Linked DNA regions of Homo sapiens: region 1 is linked to region 2. Evidence: read pairs that join two places in POLR2A ChIA-PET (ENCODE). Cell type or tissue: GM12878. All regions are shown on one strand. Region 1 has its middle 67 kb from the start of C1GALT1C1. Region 2 has its middle 6.1 kb from the start of C1GALT1C1.

The links. ChIA-PET counts read pairs that join two places held together with the same protein. Peaks named below come from ENCODE experiments on the same cell type or tissue, not always from the same donor. Only the 100,000 strongest peaks of a DNase experiment are listed, where the experiment ranks them.
Region 1: POLR2A ChIA-PET joins it to region 2 with 8 read pairs; 2 of 35 experiments call an interaction of 5 or more read pairs at or near these places.

The regions. Positions count from the first base shown.
Region 1 is chrX:120,694,210-120,699,209 of GRCh38, reverse strand. No RefSeq gene overlaps it. Among named protein-coding and RNA genes, the nearest start is that of C1GALT1C1, 67 kb to the right of the region's middle. RefSeq lists an enhancer at 2,028-2,127. In GM12878, no CTCF peak of the experiment used is centred here; a DNase peak (open chromatin) is centred at 1,979; H3K27ac peaks cover 1,102 bases.
Region 2 is chrX:120,633,674-120,638,673 of GRCh38, reverse strand. No RefSeq gene overlaps it. Among named protein-coding and RNA genes, the nearest start is that of C1GALT1C1, 6.1 kb to the right of the region's middle. In GM12878, no CTCF peak of the experiment used is centred here; a DNase peak (open chromatin) is centred at 1,973.

The sequences.
Region 1 (5,000 bases), 61 kb before region 2:
TTAAGATAGTTAAATCTTCTTGTTGAATTGAAACCTTTACCATTATGTAATGCCCTTCCTTGTCTTTTTGACCTTTGTTGGTTTGAAATCTGTTTTGTCTGAAATTAGAATTGCAACCCCTTCTTTTTTCTTTTTTCCATTTGTTTGGTAGATTTTTCAGCCTCTTGTTATTTGGAGCCTATGAATGTCATTACTTGTGAGATGGATCTCTTGAAGACTGCATACCATTGGGTCTTGCTTTTCTATCCGGCTTGCCATTTTGCACCTTTTAAGTGGGACATTTAGCCCATTTACATTCAAGGTTAGTATTGATATTTATGGATTTGATCTTGTCATTGGGCTGTTAGCTGGTTATTATGTTGGCTTGCTTGTGTGGTTGCTTTACAATGACACTGGTCTGTGTGTTTAAGTGTGGTTTTGTATTAGCTACCAGTGGTCTTTTCTTTCTATATTTAGTGCCCCCTTCAAGACCTCATGTAAGGCAGGTCTTGTGGTAATGAAGTCCCTTGATATTTGCTTATCTGAAAAGGATCTTATTTCCCTTTCACTTAGGAAGCTTAGTTTGGCTGGATATGAAATTATTGGTTGAAGATTTTTTTCTTTAAAAATGTTGAATATAGGCCCCCAATCTCTTCTGGCCTATAGGGTTTCAGCTGAGAGGTCTGCTGTTAGCCTGATGGGGATCCTCTTATAGGTGACCTGCCATTTCTCTCTAGCTGCCTTTAACATTCTTTCTTTCATTTTGACCTTGGAAAATCTGACAATTATGTGTCATGGGGATGATCTTCTTGTGGAGAATCTTGTAGGAGTTCTCTGTTTTCCTGAATTTGACTGTTGGCCTCTCTAGCAAGGTTGGGGAAGTTTTCATGGATGATATCCCAAAATAGATTTTCTCCCCCTCCCTTTTGGGGATGCCAGTGACGCATAGATTTGGCCTCTTTACATAATCCCATACTTCTCAGAAGTTTTATTTATTCCTTTTTATTCTTTTTTGTTTATTTTTGTCTGACTCTCTTATTTCACGTTCTGAGGTTCTTTCCTCAGCTTAGTTTATTCTGCTGTTAATACTTGTGATTGTATTGTGCAATTCTTGTACTGTGTTATTCAGCTCTGTCAGACCCGTTATGTTCTTCTCCTTCTTTTTTTTTTGACGGAGTCTTACTCTGTTGCCCAGGCTGGGGTGCAGTGGCATTATCTTGGCTCGCTGCAATCTCCACCTCCCGGGTTCAAGCAATTCTCCTGTCTCAGCCTCCCGAGTAGCTGGGATTACAGGCGTCTGCCATCATGCCCAGCTAATTTTTGTATTTTCAGTAGAGACGGGGTTTCGCCATGTTGGCCAGGCTGGTCTCGAACTCCGGACCTCATGTGATCCACCTGCTTTGGCTTCTTAAAGTGCTGGGAATATAGGTGCGAGCCACCATGCCCAGCCTAGGTTCTTTTTCAAACCAGCTATTTCACCCTTCAGCTCCGGTATCACTCTATTATGGTTCTTATTTCCCTTAGACTGGGTTTTGCCATCCTCCTGAATCTAAATAGTCTTTGTTCCTATCCATATTCTGAATTTTATTTCTGTCATTCTAGCCAGTTCGGCCTGGTTAAGAACTCTTGTTAGAGAACAAGAGGTGCGGTCGTTTGGAGGACATATGGCCTTCTGGCCATTTGAGTTACTAGAGTTCTTGCATTGGTTCTTTCTCATCTCTGCATGTTGGTAGCAACATGCAGATGCCGAGGAAGATCAATACACCCTACAAGAGATGTCCTGTAAGGTAGATGGGCAGGGCCTGGTGTCAGCTGTGGAGGGGTGGTGATTTGATGGCTGCTAAAGGGGGAAGACAGCTTTCCAGCAGCTGAGAGGTGGCATGGGCTGCCTATCAGGTGGTTGCTTTCATTGCATTGGCTGTGTTTAACCACAATGTGGGCAACCACTTAGAGAAACTGTACAGAAGACTTAAGAGCCAGATGCATTGTTGGAGTTGACAGCATTTATGGGGACTTCCAACCCTGACATTCTCAATTTGTGCAACTCTTTGGCATTTCAAAGAAAAGGAAACAGTAAGAAACCACATGAAACTGCAACATAGATTCAGTACAGACAATAGACTTCTTTTCTGGATGTTTTCACTGGGCCAAGGCTTTGTGTAGAGTCTTTATTTGAAGCTGATGTCTTGTCTCTGGTTTCAGAGGGGGATATGTTAGTGAAGTATTTTTCGTGTTGAAGCTTTGGGGTGTGATCCAGCAGGTGACACTTAGGCTTATTGGTCAGTTGGTAGACTCTTGTCCGGTTGTGTGGCTCCCCTATGTTTCCTCTCAGTTGCAGCTGTGTTCCCTCTCAGTGCCCTGAAAGTGTGGGGTCCTCTCCCCCTTAAGTGCTGGCCATAGTTCATGACTTGGCACTCTTGGGCTGCCCACTGCAGCTCTGGGGCAATCTCAGAGCTGCTAAGGAAGAGATCTTAGTAATGGTTGTGGCCCAGGGTCGTTTGCTCGACTCCTGGGGCCTCTATGCCAGAGAGATGCAGGTCAGCAATTGCTCAGTGCAGTCAGCCCAAGATGGAGGGTTTGTGCTGTGGACCCAAGCTAGGGGTTCCCTGCCTGGTGATGAGCCACGGTGGGTGTGTGGGACCCGTGGGACACAGACTGGCCACCTCTCCTTGGGTCAACTGCAGCTTGTTGGAGGTATGGATAAGGCACTTAGGGTCTTTGTTCCTTTGTTAGTCTGAGGGTGGCAAGGGCAGTGGCAGAGAAGCTTTCAAATGCCCCTGGAGGATCTGCACAGGGAGCTGCTGAGTTTGTACTGGCTCAAGAGCTCTGGTGGCAGGGTGTCTGGAGGCCCAGGCCTGGAGAACCTGCCCGGTGAGGAGATAGGAGAACGGGTGTATCGTAAGAGTCTGGCCACTTTTCTGTAGGGCTGCTGCAGTATGCTTGGGGCCTGCTTCAGTCTTTAGTCACCTCAGATTTTCCAGAACCTGGAGGTGTCACTAGTGAAGGCTGCAAAAAGACAAAGATGGCAGCATGTCCCTCCCTCTGGGAACTTTGTCCCAGGGAGGTGCAAACCTGTTGCTGGCCCAAAGGCACCTGTAGGAAGTGGCTGGAGGCCCTAGTTTGGAGGTCCCACCCCGTGAGGAGGAAGGGATCAGAACCTGCTTTTAAAAAGCAGCCTGGCCACGTTTTGGTAGAGTAGCTGTGCTGTGCTGGGAGTGCACTTCAGCCCCTGATCGCTTCAGACCCTCTGAAGCCCAAAGGCTGGAATGGCTAAGTCACCCAAACAGCAAAGAAGCAGCCCGCCCCTCCCTCCGGGAGCTCAATCCTAGGGAGAATTAAGATCTTTGTCAGCCGGAGAGCTCAGGCAGGGGTGGGCAGAGGCCCCATTGGGAGGTCCCATCCAGTGAGGAGGAACGGGATCAGGCACCTGCTTAAAGCAGCAGTCTGGCCATGTTTTGGTAGAGGAGCTGTGCTGTGCTGGGGGATCCCTTCAGCCTTCAGCTCAGACTCCAAAGTCTGAAGGCTGGAATGGCCAAGACACCCATACAGCAAAGATGGTGGCCCACCCCTTCCCCTGGGAACTCCTTCTTAAGGAGGTGCGATGCAGCTACTGGTAGTTGGCTGGAATTCCAAGCCAGTGGGTCTTATCTTGTGAGGTGCCATGGAAGTGGGGTGTGTGGGCTGTTGCGGCTCAGCCCCCTGGGAGAAGCCTGGTTTCCCCGGGTCACTCATTCAGTCACCGCTTCCCTGTGTGGCGGGGGGATCCCCTGGCTCCATGTTGTTCCTAGGTAGGCTGTTGTCTTGCTTTTATTCGTTCTCTGTGGGTCAGGTTGTTTCCTTGATTAATCCCAGTGTGAATGCCTGGATGTTTCAGTTGAAGGTGTTGTATTTATTTGCCCCTTCTTTTCCTCTACCTGACAGCCATGCACACTAGCTGCTTCTAGTTGGCTATCTTGGACACTCCCCTCCGCCCCCCACTCTGCCATTCAGCCTTTCAAAAGAAGGAAATTTGGCTGGGCATGGTGGCTCACACCGGAAATCTCAGCACTTTGGGAGGCCGAGGCGGGTGGATCACCTAAGGTCAGGAGTTCGAGATCAGCCTGGCCAACATGGTGGAACTCCATCTCTACTAAAAATACAAAAATTAGCCTGGCATGGTGGCGGGCACCTGTAATCCCAGTTACTGTGGAGGCTGAGGCAGGAGAATTGCTTGAACCCAGGAGGTGGAGGTTGCAGTGAGAGGAGATCACGCCATTGCACTCCAGCCTGGGCAACAAGAGTGAAACTCCATCTAAAAGAAAGAAAGAGAGAAAGAAAGAAAGAAGGAAAGAAAGAAAGAAAGAAAGAAAGAAAGAAAGAAAGAAAGAAAGAAAGAAAGAAAGAAAGAAAGAGAAAGAGAAAGAAAGAGAGAGAAAAAGAAAGAAAGAAAGAAAGAAAGAAAGAAAGAAAGAAAGAAAAGAAAGGAAAGGAAAGAAAGAAGGAAAGAAAGAAAGAAAGGAAATTCTAGCTAGGCATGTTGGTATGCATCTGTAGTCCTAACTACATGGGAGGCTAAGATGAGAGGATTGCTTGAGCCCAGGAGTTCAAGTCCAGCCTGGGCAACATAGCAAGACCCCATTCCTTAAAAAAGGAAGAAAATTTTGTCACTTGCAGCAACAACATGGATGGAATTAGAGAGCATTATGCTGAGTAATATAAGCCAGAATAGAAAAGCAAATACTACATGTTCTCAATTATATGTGGGATCTAAAAAACTTGAACTCATAGAAGCAGAGAATAGAATGGTAGTTACCAGAGGCTGGGGGTGGGGTGCATGGGGAGATGATGGTTAAAAAATATAAATAGGCCAGGTGTGGTGGCTCATGCCTATAACCCCAGCACTTTGGGAGGCCAAAGTGGGAGGATCGCTTGAGGCCAGGTGTTAGAGACCAGCCTGAGTAACATAGCAAAACCCCATCTCTACTAAAAATGAAAAAATTAGCTTGGTGTAGTGGCATGCACTTGTGGTCCCAGCTACTCAG
Region 2 (5,000 bases):
CTTAATATTCCATTATATGGATGTACCATAATGAACTCAAACATTCCCTTATTAATGGCTATTTCCCACTTTTGCTATTATAAACAAGAATATCCAGTTTCAATTTTCTGCATACGGCTAGCCAGTTATCCCAGCACCATTTATTGAATAGGGAGTCCTTTCCCCATTGCTTTTTTTTTTTAACTTTGTCAAAAATCAGATGGCTGTAGGTGTGAAGCATTATTTCTGAGCTCTCTATTCTATTTCATTTGTCTATGTGCCTGTTTTTGTACCAGTACCATGCTGTTTTGGTCACTGTAGGCCTGTAGTATCGTTTGAAGTCAGGTAACTTGGTGCCTGCAGCTTTGTTCTTTTGCTTAGAATTGCCTTGGCTATTCAGGCTCTCTTTTGGTTCCATATGCATTTTTAAATTGTTTTTTCTAATTATCTGAAGAATGTCACTGGTAGTTTGATAGGAATGACATTGAATCTGTAAATTTCTTTGGGCAGTATGGCCATTTTAACATATTGACTCTTCCTATCTATGAGCATGGAATGTTTTTCCATTTGTTTGTGTCATCTCTGATGTCTTTGAGCAGTGTTTTGTAGTTCTCTTTGTAGAGTTCTTTCACCTCCCTGGTTGCTGTATTCCTAGGTATTTCATTCTTTTGTGGCTATTGTGAATGAGACTGTGTTCCTGATTTGGCTCTCAATTGGATGTTGTTGGCATATAGGAATACTACCGATTTTTGTACATTGATTTTGTATCCTGAAACTCTGCTGAAGTTATCAGATCAAGGAGCTTTTGGGCAGAGACTATGGGGTTTCCTAGATGTAGAATCATATCATCCACAAACAGGGACAGTTTGACTTCCTCTCTTCCTATTTGGATGTCATTTATTTCTTTCTCTTGCCTGATTGCCCTGCCCAGGACTTCCAATACTATGTTGAATAGGAGCGATGAAAGAAGGCATCCTTGTCTTGTGCCAGTTTTCAAGGGCGAATGCTTCCAGCTTCTGCCCATTCAGTATTATGTTGGCTGTGGGGCTGTCACATATGGCTCTTATTATTTTGAAGTATGTTCCTCTTCCTTACACCATACACAAAAATCAACTCAATGTAATCCCAGCACTGTGGGAGACCAAGGCAGGCAGATCACAATGTCAGGAGTCTGAGGCCAGCCTGACCAACATGGTGAAACCCCGTCTCTACTAAAAATACAAAAATCAGCCGGGCATGCTGGTGCATGCCTGTAATCCCAGCTACTCAGGAGGCTGAGGCAGGAGAATCGCTTGAACCCGGGAGGCGGAGGTTGCAGTGAGCCAAGATTGCACCACTGCACTCCAGCCTGGGCGACGGAGCGAGACTCCGTCTCAAAAAAATAAAAATAAAAAATAAAAAAATAAACTCCAGATAAATTAAAGACTTAAATGTAAAACCTAAAACTATAAAAACCCTGAAAGATAACCTAGAAAATACTAAATGGCATAGGCCCTGGCAAAGATTTCATGACAAAGATGCCAAAAGCAATTGCAACAAAAACAAAAATTGACAAATGGGACCTAATTATCCAAAGAGCTTCTGCACAGCAAAAGAAACTCTCAACAGAGTAAACAGACAACCTACAAAATGGGAGAAAATATTTGCAAACTATGTATCCAACAAAGGTCTAATATCCAGAATCTATAAGGAACTTAAATGAATGTACAAGCAAAAAACAGCACCATTAAAAAGTGGGCAAAGGACAATGATATTGTTTGGCTTTGTGTCTCCACCCAAATCTCATCTCGAATTGTAATCCCCACGTGTCCAGGGAGAGACCCAGTGAAAGGTGAATGGATCATGAGGACGGTTTCTCCCAAGCTGCTCTCATGATAGTGAGGGACTTCTCACTAGAGCTGATTGTTTTAAGTGTAGCACTTCCTCACTCTTCCTCTCTCTCTCTCCTGCCACCATGAGGAGACATGCCTTGCTTCCCCTTCACCTTCCACTATGATTGTACGTTTCCTGAGGCTTCTCTAGCCATGCAGAACTGTGAGTCAGTTCCGGCACAGTGGCTCAAGCCTGTAACCCCAGCACTTTGGGAGGCCGAGGTGGGTGGATCACCTGACGTCAGGGGTTCAAGACCATCTGGGCCAACATGGTGAAACCCTGTCTCTACTAAAAATACAAAAATTAGCTGGGTGTGGTTGCATGCGGCTGTAGTCCAAGCTACTCGGGAGGCTGAGGTGGGAGAATTGCTTGAACCTGGCAGGCAGATGTTGCAGTGAGCCGAGATTGTGCCACTGCACTGCAGCCTGGGCAAAAGAGTGAGACTGTCTCAAAAAAAAAAAAAAAGAAGAAGGAAAAGAATAAGTGTGAGTCAATTAAACCTCTTTCCTTTATAAATTATCCAGTCTCAGGTAGTATCTTTATAGCAGTGTGAAAACAGACTAATACAGACATGAACAGGCACTTCTCAAAAGAAGACATACATGTGGCCAACAAATATATGAAAAAATGCTCATCATCACTAATCTTTAGAGAAATGTAGATCGCAACCACAGTGGGATACCATCTTGTGCCAGTCAGAATGGCTATTATTAAAAAGTCAAAAATAGCAGATGCTGGTAAGGTTGTGGAGAAAAGGTAATGTTTATACACTTCTGGTGAAAATGTAATTAGTTCAGCAATTGTGGAAAGCAGTGTGGTGATTCCACAAAGGGCTTAAAACAGAATTATCATTTGACATAGCCATCCCATTATTGAGAATATACCCAAAGGAATATAAGTCATTCTACCATAAAGACATATGCATGCATATGTTTATTGCAGCACTGTTCACAATACCAAAAACATAGTATCAACCTAAATGCCCATCAATGGTAGACTGGCTAAAGAAAATGTGGCATGTATGTACCATGGAATACTATGCAGCCATAAAAAAGAATGAGACCATGTCCTTTGCAGCAACATGGATGGAGCTGAAGTCATTCTCATAAGCAAACTAACATAGGAACAAAGAAAAAAATACCACATGTTCTGTTTTTTATTTTTTGAGACAGAGTCTCGCTCTGTCACCCAGGCTGGAGTGCAGTGGTGCGATCTCGGCTCACTGCAACCTCTGCCTCCCAGGCTCAAGTGATTCTCTTGCCTCAGCCTCCCGAGTAGCTGGGACTACAGTTGTGTGCCACCATGCCTGGCTAATTTTTTTTATTTTTAGTAGAGATGGGGTTTCACCATGTTGGCCAGGTTGGTCTCAAACTCCTGACCTCAGGCAATCTGCCTGCCTTGGCCTCCCAAAGTGCTGGGATTACAGGCGTGAGCCACTGCGCCATGCCTTTTTTTTTTCTTTTTTTGAGACAGAGTTTTGCTCTTGTCGCCCAGGCTGGAATGCAATGGTGTGATCTTGGCTCACTGCAACCTCTGCCTCCCAGGTTCAAGCAATTCTCCTGCTTCAGCCTCCCGGGTAGCTGTGATTACAGGTGTGTGCCACCACACCCAGCTAATTTTGTATTTTTAGTAGAGACGGGGTTTCACCATGTTGGTCAGGCTGGTTTCGAACTCTTGACCTCAGGTGATCTGCCCGCTTTGGCCTCCCAAAGTGCTGGGATTACAGGCGTGAGCCACCACACCCGCACTCTCATTTATAAGTGAGAGTTAAACAATGAGAACACATGACACAAAGAGGGGAACAACAGACACCAGAGATTACTTGAGCGTGGAGGGTGGGAGAAGGAGAAGATTAAAAAACTAACTATTGGGAACTATGCTTATTACCTGGGTGACAAAATAATTTGTATGCCAAACCCCCAAGACATGCAGTTTACCTATATAACAAACCTGCACATTACCCCTTAACCTAAAATGAAAGTTAAAAAAAAAAAAAAAACTGCTGGCTTGACACAGTGGCATACGCCTGTAATCTCAGCACTTTGTGAGTCCGAGGCTGGAGAATTACTTGAGGCCAGAGCTCAAGACCAGCCTGGGCAACACAGCAAGCCCCTGTCTCTACAAAACATTATCCAGGGTGGTGGTGCCTGCCTGTAGACCCCATATTTGGAAGGCTGAGGCAGGAGGATTGCTTGAGCCTAGGAGTTGGAGGCTGTAGTGAGCCATGATTGCACCACTACACTCCAGCCTGGGTGTCAGAGTGAGACCCTGTCTCTAAACAAAAACAAAAAACAAAAACAAAAACAAAAACAGAAAAACAATAATGCATTTGCCCCTATTTCTGTGGGAGAGATCACTAGAATGGGTTTGCTGGGCCAAAAAGTATGAACATCTTAATTTTAATAGATACTAATTGCACATGTTTTTTAAATTAAGGCTGAGATATGGAATGTTGTTTTAAAAAAAACGCCATTACTGGCTGGGCGTGGTGGTTCACGCCTGTAATCTCAGCACTTTGGGAGGCCAAGGCAGGTGGATCACCTGAGGTTGAGAGTTGGAGACCAGCCTGACCAATGTAGTGAAACCCTGTTTCTACTAAAAATACAAAAATTAGCCAGGCGTGGTGGCATGCGCCTGTAGTCCCAGCTGCTCGAGAGGCTGAGACAGGAGAATTACTTGAACCTGGGAGATGGAGGTTACAGTGAGCCAAGATCACATCACTGCACTCCAGCCTGAGTGACAGAGTGAGACTCTGTCTCAAAAAAAAAAAAAAGCCATAAGTCAATCATCTCACTAACTTTATTTAAAATGCTAAGTATATGTAAGTTATTTGTCAAGTAAAGAACTGGGTTCTTAGACAATTTCTTATTAACAGAGCTTTTGGTGTTGAAAATCCCATGGTTTATTCTGTCTCAGAGCATCTTATGTCAATTTTGTGTGTGTGTGTGTGAGACGGAGTCTCGCTCTGTCACCCAAGCTGCAGTGCAATGGCATGATCTCGGCTCACTACAATCTCCGCTTCCCAGTTTCAAGCGATTCTCCTGCCTCAGCCTTCCAAGTAGCTGGGATTACAGGCGTGCGCCACCACGCCTGGCTAATTTTTTGTATTTTTAGTAGAGACGGGGTTTCACCGTGTTAGCCAGGATGGT